Regions from separate parts of the Homo sapiens genome. Here region 2 is linked to region 1. The links are chromatin contacts, found by Hi-C or POLR2A ChIA-PET in ENCODE. All regions are on one chromosome and are shown on one strand. The core of a region is the stretch at or near the end of the contact, and the rest is flanking DNA. Distances in the headings are between cores, read along the strand shown. Region 1 holds the start of PFDN1 (prefoldin subunit 1). Region 2 holds the start of EIF4EBP3 (eukaryotic translation initiation factor 4E binding protein 3).

Region 1 (4,709 bases), core at 1,476-3,975:
GGAGAATTGCTGGAACCCGGGAGGTGGAGGCTGAAGTGAGCTGAGATTGAACCACTGCACTCTAGCCTGGGTGACAGAATGAGACCATGTCTCAAAAAAGAAAAAAAAAAAAAAAGGAAATTAAACTCATGAGGAAGAAGTAGTATACAAATACACAAAGAGAAACAATGACCAAACAAACAATGCAGAGAAGACTCTTGCCTAAGATCATATTACCCTTAAGTAGTATAATCAGTATTTGTACCCAGGTTGTCTGACAGCTTAGCCCAGGCTCTTAACTTTTACAGTCCATACATCTCTATGAGGACTCTTTCAAAAGTCTCATGAGGTAATGTACAGGACAGTATTTCAGACTTTTTTTGAATTTCAATATTCAATCACTATTTTATTTTATTTTATTTTATTTTATTTTTTGAGACAAGGTCTCACTCTGTCTTTCAGGCTGGAGTGCAATGACACAATTGATCCCCACTCACTGCAGCCTTGGCCTCCAGGCCTCACACAATTCTCCTGCCTCAGCCTCCTGAGTAGCTGGGACTACAGGGGCATGCCACCATGCCTGGCTAATCAGTCAGTATTTATTGATCATCTGTAATGAGAATCTAAGAAGGTCCCAGAGAATCAAAATATCAGATCCTTTTTACTCTTTCTCAAATTGGGGAGGAATGAGTCTTCTTTTTTTTTTCCAGAATAATTTATTCACATCCAGTATCCATTTTGTATTTTTTTCCCGTGATGCACTGTGACAGGTGTTCTAGGTACAAGAGGTGGAAGAACCATTATTCCATAGTTCTTGATTTCAAGGAGCTTACAGTCTAAGAAAAATGTTTTCTAAAAAAAGGTAGACAGTGTTATATGCCTTGAGAGAGAAATAGATGTTGTGAGGGGAGTTCAGAGGAGAGATTATCTTTGCTCTGTGTGATGGGGGATGTAGTGCCCATTTGCTGGACTTTGAAAGACAAACAGGACGGCGATTAACACCAGTGATTTATTGAGTATCTACTTGTGTGCATGGAGCTATGTTTGGAGCTTTTTATCCTGATCTCATTTATTTCTCACAATAACCCTGTTAGGTCAATATGGTCACTCTCAAACATGAGAAGACTGAAGCTCATTAAAAATAGGTGGCAGATGCTGGACGTGGTGGCTTGCCTGTAATCCCAGCCCTTTGGGAGGCCGAGGCAGGCGGATCACTTGAGGCTGGGAGTTGGAGACCAGCCTGGGCAACACGGTGAAACCCGTCTCTACCAAAACTACAAAAATTAGCCGGGCGTGGTGGCAGGCGCCTGTAATCCCAGCTACTCGGGAGGCTGAGGCAGGAGAATCACTTGATCCTGGGAGGCAGAGGTTGCAGTGAGCCGAGATCGTGCCACTGCATTCCAGCCTGGGTGACAGAGCGAGACCCTGGCTCAAAAAAAAAAAAAAAAAAAAAATGTGGCCGGGTGCGGTGGCTCAAGCCTTTAATATCAAAGCACTACAGCACTTTGGGCGACCAAGGCGAGCGGATTGTTTGAGCTCAGGAGTTTGAGACCAGCTTGGGCAACAAGGTGAAAACCCGTCTGTACAAAAATATAAAAATTAGCTGAGTGTGGGTGGCGCGCGCCTGTAGTCCCAGCGCTACTCACGAGGCTGAGGTGGGAGGATCGCTTGAGCGCGGGAGGTAGAGGCTGGAGTGAGTCGTGATTGCACCATTGCACTCGAGCCTGGGTGACAGAGCAAGATCCTGTCTCAAGAAACAAACAAACGTACAAAAAAAAAAAAAAACCCCACAAAATATCCAAGTGACTTGCTTAAAGTCACACAATTAGTAAATGGAACCAGACATAGGCTAAAGGCAGACCAAGCCTTGAATCTAGATTAGGCTGGTTCCAAATTCCCTGCCCTTTCATCTCCCTAACAGTTTGTTTTCTTTCTCTCTTTCTTTCTTTTTTTAAAAAATAAAATAAATTTCCTAATTATTTATGTAGCACTTTCTCTTAGCATAACAGTTTTTAGAGTAGGTTAACTTTTTTTTCCATTTCCAAAAGTCAATTATTATCTATTCTGGTTCAAATGCCAGGTCCTTTTATGGCAGAGATTCTCAAAAAAGTGATCCGCGGAGGAGTTGCACCATTAGGTCACTGGGGTAGTCTGCAAAAGTGCAAATTTCCAGACCCCATTCTCAAAGATTCTGAGTACGTTTGAGATGAGACCCAGAGAACCTGCATTTTTTTGTTTTTAAACAAACGTATTCAGCCTCTCTTGAGAACCACTGTGCCTAGAATGTCTTTGGGAAGCTTTTGGAAGTAATAAGTTCGTTTTGGAAAGAACACTCCAGACAAGCTTTCCAATAGTCTTTCCCAAACTGTCATGCCTGAGGTTCTGGACTTACTCTTACTCATTCCTGAGAGCACAGCGACTAGCTGAAGGACTGATCGACTGATGAGGGTTTGACCTCATCTACATACATCTCAATTTAGCAGCACATATTAAGCTAGCTGGCAAACTGCTTAAAGCCACATGGGAAATCTGCGCGTTGGGCTATGTCTGGAAGATACGGAGGAGCAAGCCAGACCTGACCGGTCAGGTAGTGAAGACACGGAATCCGAAACCCAAATATTTCAGGAGTCAATTCTCAGAGAAAGATAAGAAGCCCGGTTAGTCCAACTCATGCGCAGGCGCAGAAGAAAGACCGGCGCACAAAGTAAGACGCGCCCTTCCCCACCCTATTTCAGTCCAACTCCCACTGCGCAGGCGCTTACAGTGCACCAAGATGGCCGCCCCCGTGGATCTAGAGCTGAAGAAGGTAAAAGAGGGTCTTTGGCAGGCGGAGGTCTTCTTTTTGGAGGCTGAGGGGACTATAGACAAGAATATCAAGTGAGGCACGAGCCTTGCAGAAGGAAGGAGGGTCCAGTGGACTAGGGAATGGTTTCCCAGAGTCCTAAGGCCTCACTGGGTCTCCATAAACGGGGTGGGGGGCGAGCGGCTCTTGCTGGGTAGGAGCCGGTTGGTCTGGGTCGGGTAAGTCTGCGGGCCTGTCTCGGGCTTGTCCAGTCTTTCTGAGCTCCAGAGACATTTCGTTGCGTTTGGAGGCTTCAGGGACTCACTTTCATAGTAAGAACTAAAGAGAGCATTTCAAATGGGGGTCCCTTCGGACCCCTTGCCTGAGCTGTGGCATCCGTAATTCTGCCTCATTTGCTTTGAAAAACTCCAAGTCCAACCTTTGTTTTTAGGCCATTTATTCGGTTCTGTACCTTGAAAGTTGCAATATCTACAGTTCGGAAAACCAAGCATTGTAGCAGCAATGTTCATTTCAGGATTTTGCCCCCCCTCCACTTCTTTTGAAGGACTCGTCAAACAAAACAAAACAAAACCTCCTTCTTTTGAAGGAATTGTCAAAAACAAAACAAAACCAGTAAAGTTTTCCAAATAAAACCGGTATCGGAAGGAATTGGGTTTCCTGTTTTCCTCAGTTGCTTATAAATGTGTTGTTATTCAGATTTTTGCTATCTAAGAATGATCAGCATTCTAACACCACTAATGACCCCAAACCAGTATGCTTTGTGCGGTGGGGTGGATTGGAAAGGACCCTAGAATTTATCTATTTTAAATCTACTTTTCTGGAAAAGGAACCAGTGCCAGAAAAGTCTGTCAGAAGTTGGGACTAGAATCCAGTATTCTCTGCCTTATCTCACACTTTTTTGACCACTATTTTGAGTTCTTCAGATGAGCAACATCTTAGTTAAGACTGCCTGTGGTCAACTTGTGTAAAAGAAATAGGACAGCCGAAATAGCTGTTGCTTCTAACAAATGAAGCTTTTGTTAGTGTTGTGAGGATATTATGTGTTTGTGTCTTGCTTTTGTTCTTCTTGTCTTGAATCTTGTAAATTTAGCTCTTAGGTGGAGTCTCTAATCTTTAACAGTATACTAGCTCATCTTTAATGGTATACTAGCTTCCTTAGCAAGCTGTATAGAGCAGTCAGATGATACCTGGAATTTTACATTTCAAAACAAAATTGTGCATTCTAAAAATTTACCTTTTCTTCTGTTAAAAGTACCGATTTAAATCAGGGTTTAGTGAATGGATTTGCCTCCCGGTACTTTTGAATTTATTGCTACATTTGAAACTTGCGGGCGGTGAATGCAAACTAAGAAAATGATTACAAACTTAAAATGAATAATTTTGATAACCAATTAATTAAAAAACTTGTTTAAAGGTTTTATCTTCTAATGTTTTTACAGGGTCCTTTTTTTGGGTGGAGACAAATAGGAAATTTCAGGCCCCTCCCCTTCCCCAAAGTAAATCTTTCAAAACCTTACTAGTAGGTGAAAACAAGGTCACAATAAAAATTATGTAGTAGCCTTTGCTGTGCATTGCAGTCACAGATGTTATTAAGGCACAAATTTAACAGCATGTGAAAGTCATTCCAGGCACTTCAACAAAAGTATCCAAGAACTGTTTATCTTCCAGTTAAGTAAGTGTACGCAAGGGTCAAATTTGGCCTGGTATCTGTGGATGAAGATCATGATGCAATTCTTTTGCCAGTGCTTTGCATTTTTTCTCACTCTCTTTCTTGGTCTTCCTCTTAAAAATGTTCATATTATGAATATTACTATAGACAGTGGAATGGAAAGATTGCTGAACTAAGGGGTTAGAAGAAATGGATTTAAATAACACCTGCCTTCCCCCCAGTAGTTGTTCAACCTTGTGCAAGCCACTTTTATCTCTT
Region 2 (4,709 bases), core at 55-2,554, 240 kb before region 1:
GGGCAATGGGTGAGTTCTTGCACTCCAGCAGGAACTTTCGGTCGTAGATGATCCTGGTGCCTGTCAAGGGGTTGGGACTGAGGTAAGAGTCAGGAGCTTGGGTACCGAGGTGACTGGGGTCCCAGACTCAGGCCTTTTGGGGCCTGGAGGTGAGGGTGGTGTCAAATTTCCCTGTGTATCAAAGGACATCGGCTCTGAAGCCCAGCTAGGTTCTCAGCAGACAAGCCTTCATAGTGCTTAAAATCTTCCAGACCTAACCAAGATGTGGGTATAAAGCAAGGGGGGCATCCCAGCTGGTATAGGCAGGGGCTTTATGTTTGGGAGAGCTTCAGATCTTGGCTCTAAGAGGAACACCAAACTTTGAGTTCAGGTACTTCATGCTGCTCCTCTACCACTCTGAAACCTCTGCTTTGGTCTCACCAGTGAAGGTGAGACCTAGACTAACAGCCTCAGGTGGTTCAAGAAGTGAAATAGCAGTTGTGAAGGGTTCCACCCAGTGCTGTTACCTGGGCTATCTCCTGCAGGGAGGAGAAACGTACTGTTCTAATCCTGACCCCTCCCAGGTCCTATAAGGTTCACACTAGCTCAGAGGAACTTGGCCCGCATAATGTCCTCAAAGGGTCCTGCCCTGTTCCTCCCCTCCGCTTCCGCGTGGCAGGAATCCCTGGGTCGGGAGCCCAGCAGCTCGTGATCCCAGGCTGCTCGCCCAACCAAACAGACGCCAGCCAGCAGCACAAAAACGGAGCAACTGCCCCAACTGTTCTAACTACTCCACTTCTCAAGACCCGGTGCTTCCGGCTGAGGTCACGCTCAGTAGGGGGCCCTGGCCCCTATTCCTAGGAAGCAAAGTCGCGAGGGGTAAGGAGCGTGTGTAAGGCTCCAAGAACCCAGGCCACAGTGAAGGATTACAGCCCAAACACCCGGAAGCTAGGCTCATGGCCTTGTTGCATCACTTAGAAGTTTTTGGGAACTGAGCTTCCGCTCCAAACATTCTCCCCCAAAGCTACAACCTGTAGAGGGGCCTGCGGACAAGTCTTAGGTCTGTCCCTCCCCTACCCCCGCCCCGCAACAACACGCACGCGCTAATATGTCCGCAGCCTGCGGACCCCTGCCCGGCCCGCTGACCTCCGGGGGTAGTGGCGTATAGCGTGCCCCCCGGCGTGGTGCTGTAGCAGTCGGGCAGCTGGTCCCGGCCCCCGGGAATCGGGCAGCTAGTGGACGTTGACATAGCGAGCGGGAGGAGCAGCAAAGTAACCGCCTGGCGTTGAGGTCGAGGAGCGCAGCTCTGAGTCTGAGGCGGACTCAGCCGACCACGTGCAGCTGCTGGCAACAACACTAGAACAACGTCACGCCCAGGGCGGGCCACCGGCCGTCACTCAACCCGACGGTCCCGCCCTATCTGCTAGGAAGCCAGCCCGGTTCAGAGAAAGCTGGAAATGCGTCCAAAGTCCCAGGCCCCACACCAGCTTCCAGTTCCTGCTGGCCCAGCGCTGGCCAACCTGCCTGAGTGCTGCAGCAGCTCAGCTATTTACTGTTTATAGCCGGGAGCTGGGGGCAGGTGAAGTAGGGCAAGCGTTTTTATCCTGTATTAGTTCACCCATTCCTTGCCAACTTTTGGATAGTAAAGCACTATGATTAGCCAAAGTCACACATCTTGCAGGAAGGGAAGCTGGGATTCAAATCTGACTGCATCTGATTCCAGGACTGTGCCCTTAAGCCCAGCTGTGTACTGCCTCCCATAAACAGTAACAGTACAAGGCCGGGTGCGGTGGCTCACGGCCTGTAATCCCAGCACTTTGGGAGGCTAAGGCGGGTGGATAGCTTGAGCCCAGGAGTCTGAGACCAGCCTGGGCAACATGGTGAAACCTAGACTCTACTAAAAATACAAAAATTAGCCGGGTGCGGCAGCATGCGCCTGTAGACCCAGCTACTCGGGAAGCTGAGGTGGAAGGATAGGTTGAACCCAGGAGGCGGAGGTTGCAGTGAGCGGAGATTGCACCACTGCACTCCAGCCTGGGTGACACATGCCTTGATGGCCTGGAGCACAGCAGGAAGGGGAAGGTCAGTGAGGGCTGGTCATCTTTCTGAAGAAGTGGTACCTGGACTAATAAAAGGATGAGTCAAGTTTGGGGGCTACAGCTGAGGCATCACCAGTCAGAAGGCCTGCCCTTTGATCTCTTTGCCAGTTAACTAAGGAGGGGCAGGGGGCTAGTGAGGAGGGCTTGGTCTTTAGAAGGAAAGAAAGGTCAGAGAGTTTGGCCTTGGAGTTTTTTTTTTGTTTTTTTTTTTTATGTAGACACAGTGATATGACAGGCTGGAGCAAGGTGGTGGGATTGGTGAAGATGTATATATGCTGGAAATCTTGAATTCATCAGGCTGTCCTGTTTGGCTTCCTCAAAATCAATACTGCCTCCACTGTCCCTTCCCCTCACCAAAAATTAAGTATAGACCACCTGACTGCATCCATTTATCAATATTAACTCAGCTCTGGCTTCATCAGATTTCTCCTTAGGTCTGATTTCTTCACTCATTTAAAAAAAGATTGCTTCTCAAACTATTTATTTTCTGAGATAGGGTTTTGCTCTGCTGCCTAGGCTGGAATGCAGTGGTGTAATCTCAGCTCAATGCAAACTCTGCCTCCTGGGTTCAGGCCATCCTCCCACCTCAGCCTCCTGAGTAGCTGGGACCACAGGTGCCCACCACCACACCGGGCTAATTTTTGGATTTTTTATAGAGACAAGGTTTCACCATGTTGCCCAGGCTGGTCTCGAATTCCTGAGCTCAAGTAACCTATCTGCCTCGGCCTCCCAAAGTGCTGGTGTGAGCCACCACACCTGGCCAGCTTCTCAAACTTTAATGTGCATATAAATCATCTGGAGATATTGTTAAAATGATAATTCTGATACAGTATTGGTCTGGGTGAGATTTTGGATTTTTTTTTTTTTTTGACACAGGGTCTCACTGTCACCCAAGCTGGAGTGTAGTGGTACAATCATGGCTCACTGCAGCCTCAACCTCCTGGGCTCAGGTGACCCTCCCACTTCAGTGTCCTCAATAGCTGGGACCACAGGTGCATGCCACTGTACCTGGCTAATTTTTAAATTTTTTGTAAAGGCGGGGTCTCACTATGTTGCCCAGGCTGGTCTCAAACTTGTGGGCCCAAGCGATCCTCCCAAACAGGCATCCTCCGAAACAAGAATTACAGGCATGAGCCACCGTGCCCAGCCAGTTGTGGATTTTTTTTTTTTTTTTTTGAGATGGAGTTTCGCTCTTGCCGCCCAAATGGCATGATCTTGGCTCACCGCAACCTCCGATTCCCGGGTTTAAGCGATTCTCCTGCCTCAGCCTCCTGAGTAGTTGGGATTACAGGCATGTACCACCACACCCAGCTAATTTTGTAATTTTAGTAGAAACAGAGTTTCTCCATGTTGGTCAGGCTGGTCTTGAACTCCCGACCTCAGGTGATCAGCCTGCCTCGGCCTCCCAAAGTGCTACGATTACAGGCATAAGCCACCACACCTGGCTGGTTTTTTTTTTTTTTTAAGATGGAGTCTTGCTCTGTCACCCAGGCTAGAGTTCAGTGGCATGATCTCAGCTCACTGCAACCTCTGCCTCCTGGGTTCAAGCGATTCTCCTGCCTCAGCCTCCTGAGTAGCTGGAATTACAGGAACCCACCACCGCACCGGGCTAATTTTTTGTATTTTTAGCAGACATCAGGTTTCACTATCTTGGCCAAGCTGGTCTCGAACTCCTGATCTCCAGTGATCTGCCTGGCTTGGCCTCCCAAAGTGCTGGAGTTACAGGCATGAGCCACCGGGCCTGACTGCAACTGTGAGTTTTTAATACAGTAATGCAAACGCTTCAGGGCCTCAGAAACACACTTCAGGTATCAAGGGTATGTATATTTTATTGTCCCGAAAAGGATTTTGAGTATCTTACAAAATGGTGCATGCCAAAATGAAGTGTCTTAGCAGTGCTGGAGGGTAAAGCTTGGGAACAGATTGTAGTGAATCATTTATGATAACTAACCTTTTATGCAACGTGAGGAAGTGTCTGACAGGGGGAATGGGAGAATAGGGTGGAGGATGGTGAGATTTGAGGGTAGAGTCCAGTCTAGTGAAACCAGGTGGGCAAACGGGCGATGGCTGTGAGGATGGAGAGAAGTGGATGAGATTCAGATACACAGAGGAAGAATAAAGTGACTGATTAAGAGTGGGGTGAGGGAAAGTGTAAACTAGGATAATTTTCAGTCTTTTGGCTTGAGAGTCTTGGTGGCTAGTAGCACCAACTAATATGATAGGGAAAACAAGAAGAGCAGCATATCTTATATGAGGGAATGAATAATATGTGTTCAGATGGAGCACAGGAGGAAGCTAGATATAGTGAAGCCATGGGGAGAACTCTGAGTTAGTGGCTCAAATTTGGGTGGTGTGAAATTCAAGAGTGTGGGGATGGGCTAGGATCGGTAGCTCACATCTGTTAATTCTGGCATTTTGGGAGGCTGAGGTGGGAGGACCGCTTGAGCCCAGGAGCTCAAGACCTGGGCAATACAGCAAGACCCTATCTCTATTTATAAATAAATAAATGTGGGATGAGATCATCTGGGGAGAAGATACAGTGTAGAAGCCTGGGCACATCAACATTTATTTATTTAAAAGATAGTAGAGAAAAAGAATTCACCAAAAGAGACTGAGAAAGATGAGTCGGAA

Evidence for each region. Hi-C counts contacts between places; a loop is a spot of excess contacts on that map. ChIA-PET counts read pairs that join two places held with the same protein, here RNA polymerase II (POLR2A). Pooled maps may share reads with other maps.
Region 2: a map of CD8-positive, alpha-beta T cell shows a loop between it and region 1 (2.8-fold over the local background). The contact joins the promoter of EIF4EBP3 here to the promoter of PFDN1 in region 1. A Hi-C loop is called at or near these places in 1 of 168 maps with a recorded cell type or tissue (CD8-positive, alpha-beta T cell) and 5 of 50 pooled maps. POLR2A ChIA-PET finds 5 or more read pairs at or near these places in 3 of 52 experiments (MCF 10A, WTC11 and activated naive CD4-positive, alpha-beta T cell).

What each region holds. Positions count from the first base shown.
Region 1 is chr5:140,301,117-140,305,825 of GRCh38, reverse strand. PFDN1 (prefoldin subunit 1) reads left to right here and starts at 2,725. Exons shown (of 4, transcript NM_002622.5): 1 at 2,725-2,785. The coding sequence starts at 2,753. RefSeq lists a silencer at 2,616-2,820 and an enhancer at 2,709-2,988.
Region 2 is chr5:140,544,257-140,548,965 of GRCh38, reverse strand. EIF4EBP3 (eukaryotic translation initiation factor 4E binding protein 3) reads right to left here and starts at 1,304. Exons shown (of 3, transcript NM_003732.3): 1 at 1,126-1,304; 2 at 1-60. The coding sequence starts at 1,228. It overlaps ANKHD1-EIF4EBP3 (ANKHD1-EIF4EBP3 readthrough), which reads right to left. Exons shown (of 36, transcript NM_020690.6): 35 at 1-60. RefSeq lists enhancers at 234-941, 1,092-1,181, 942-1,648, 1,649-2,357.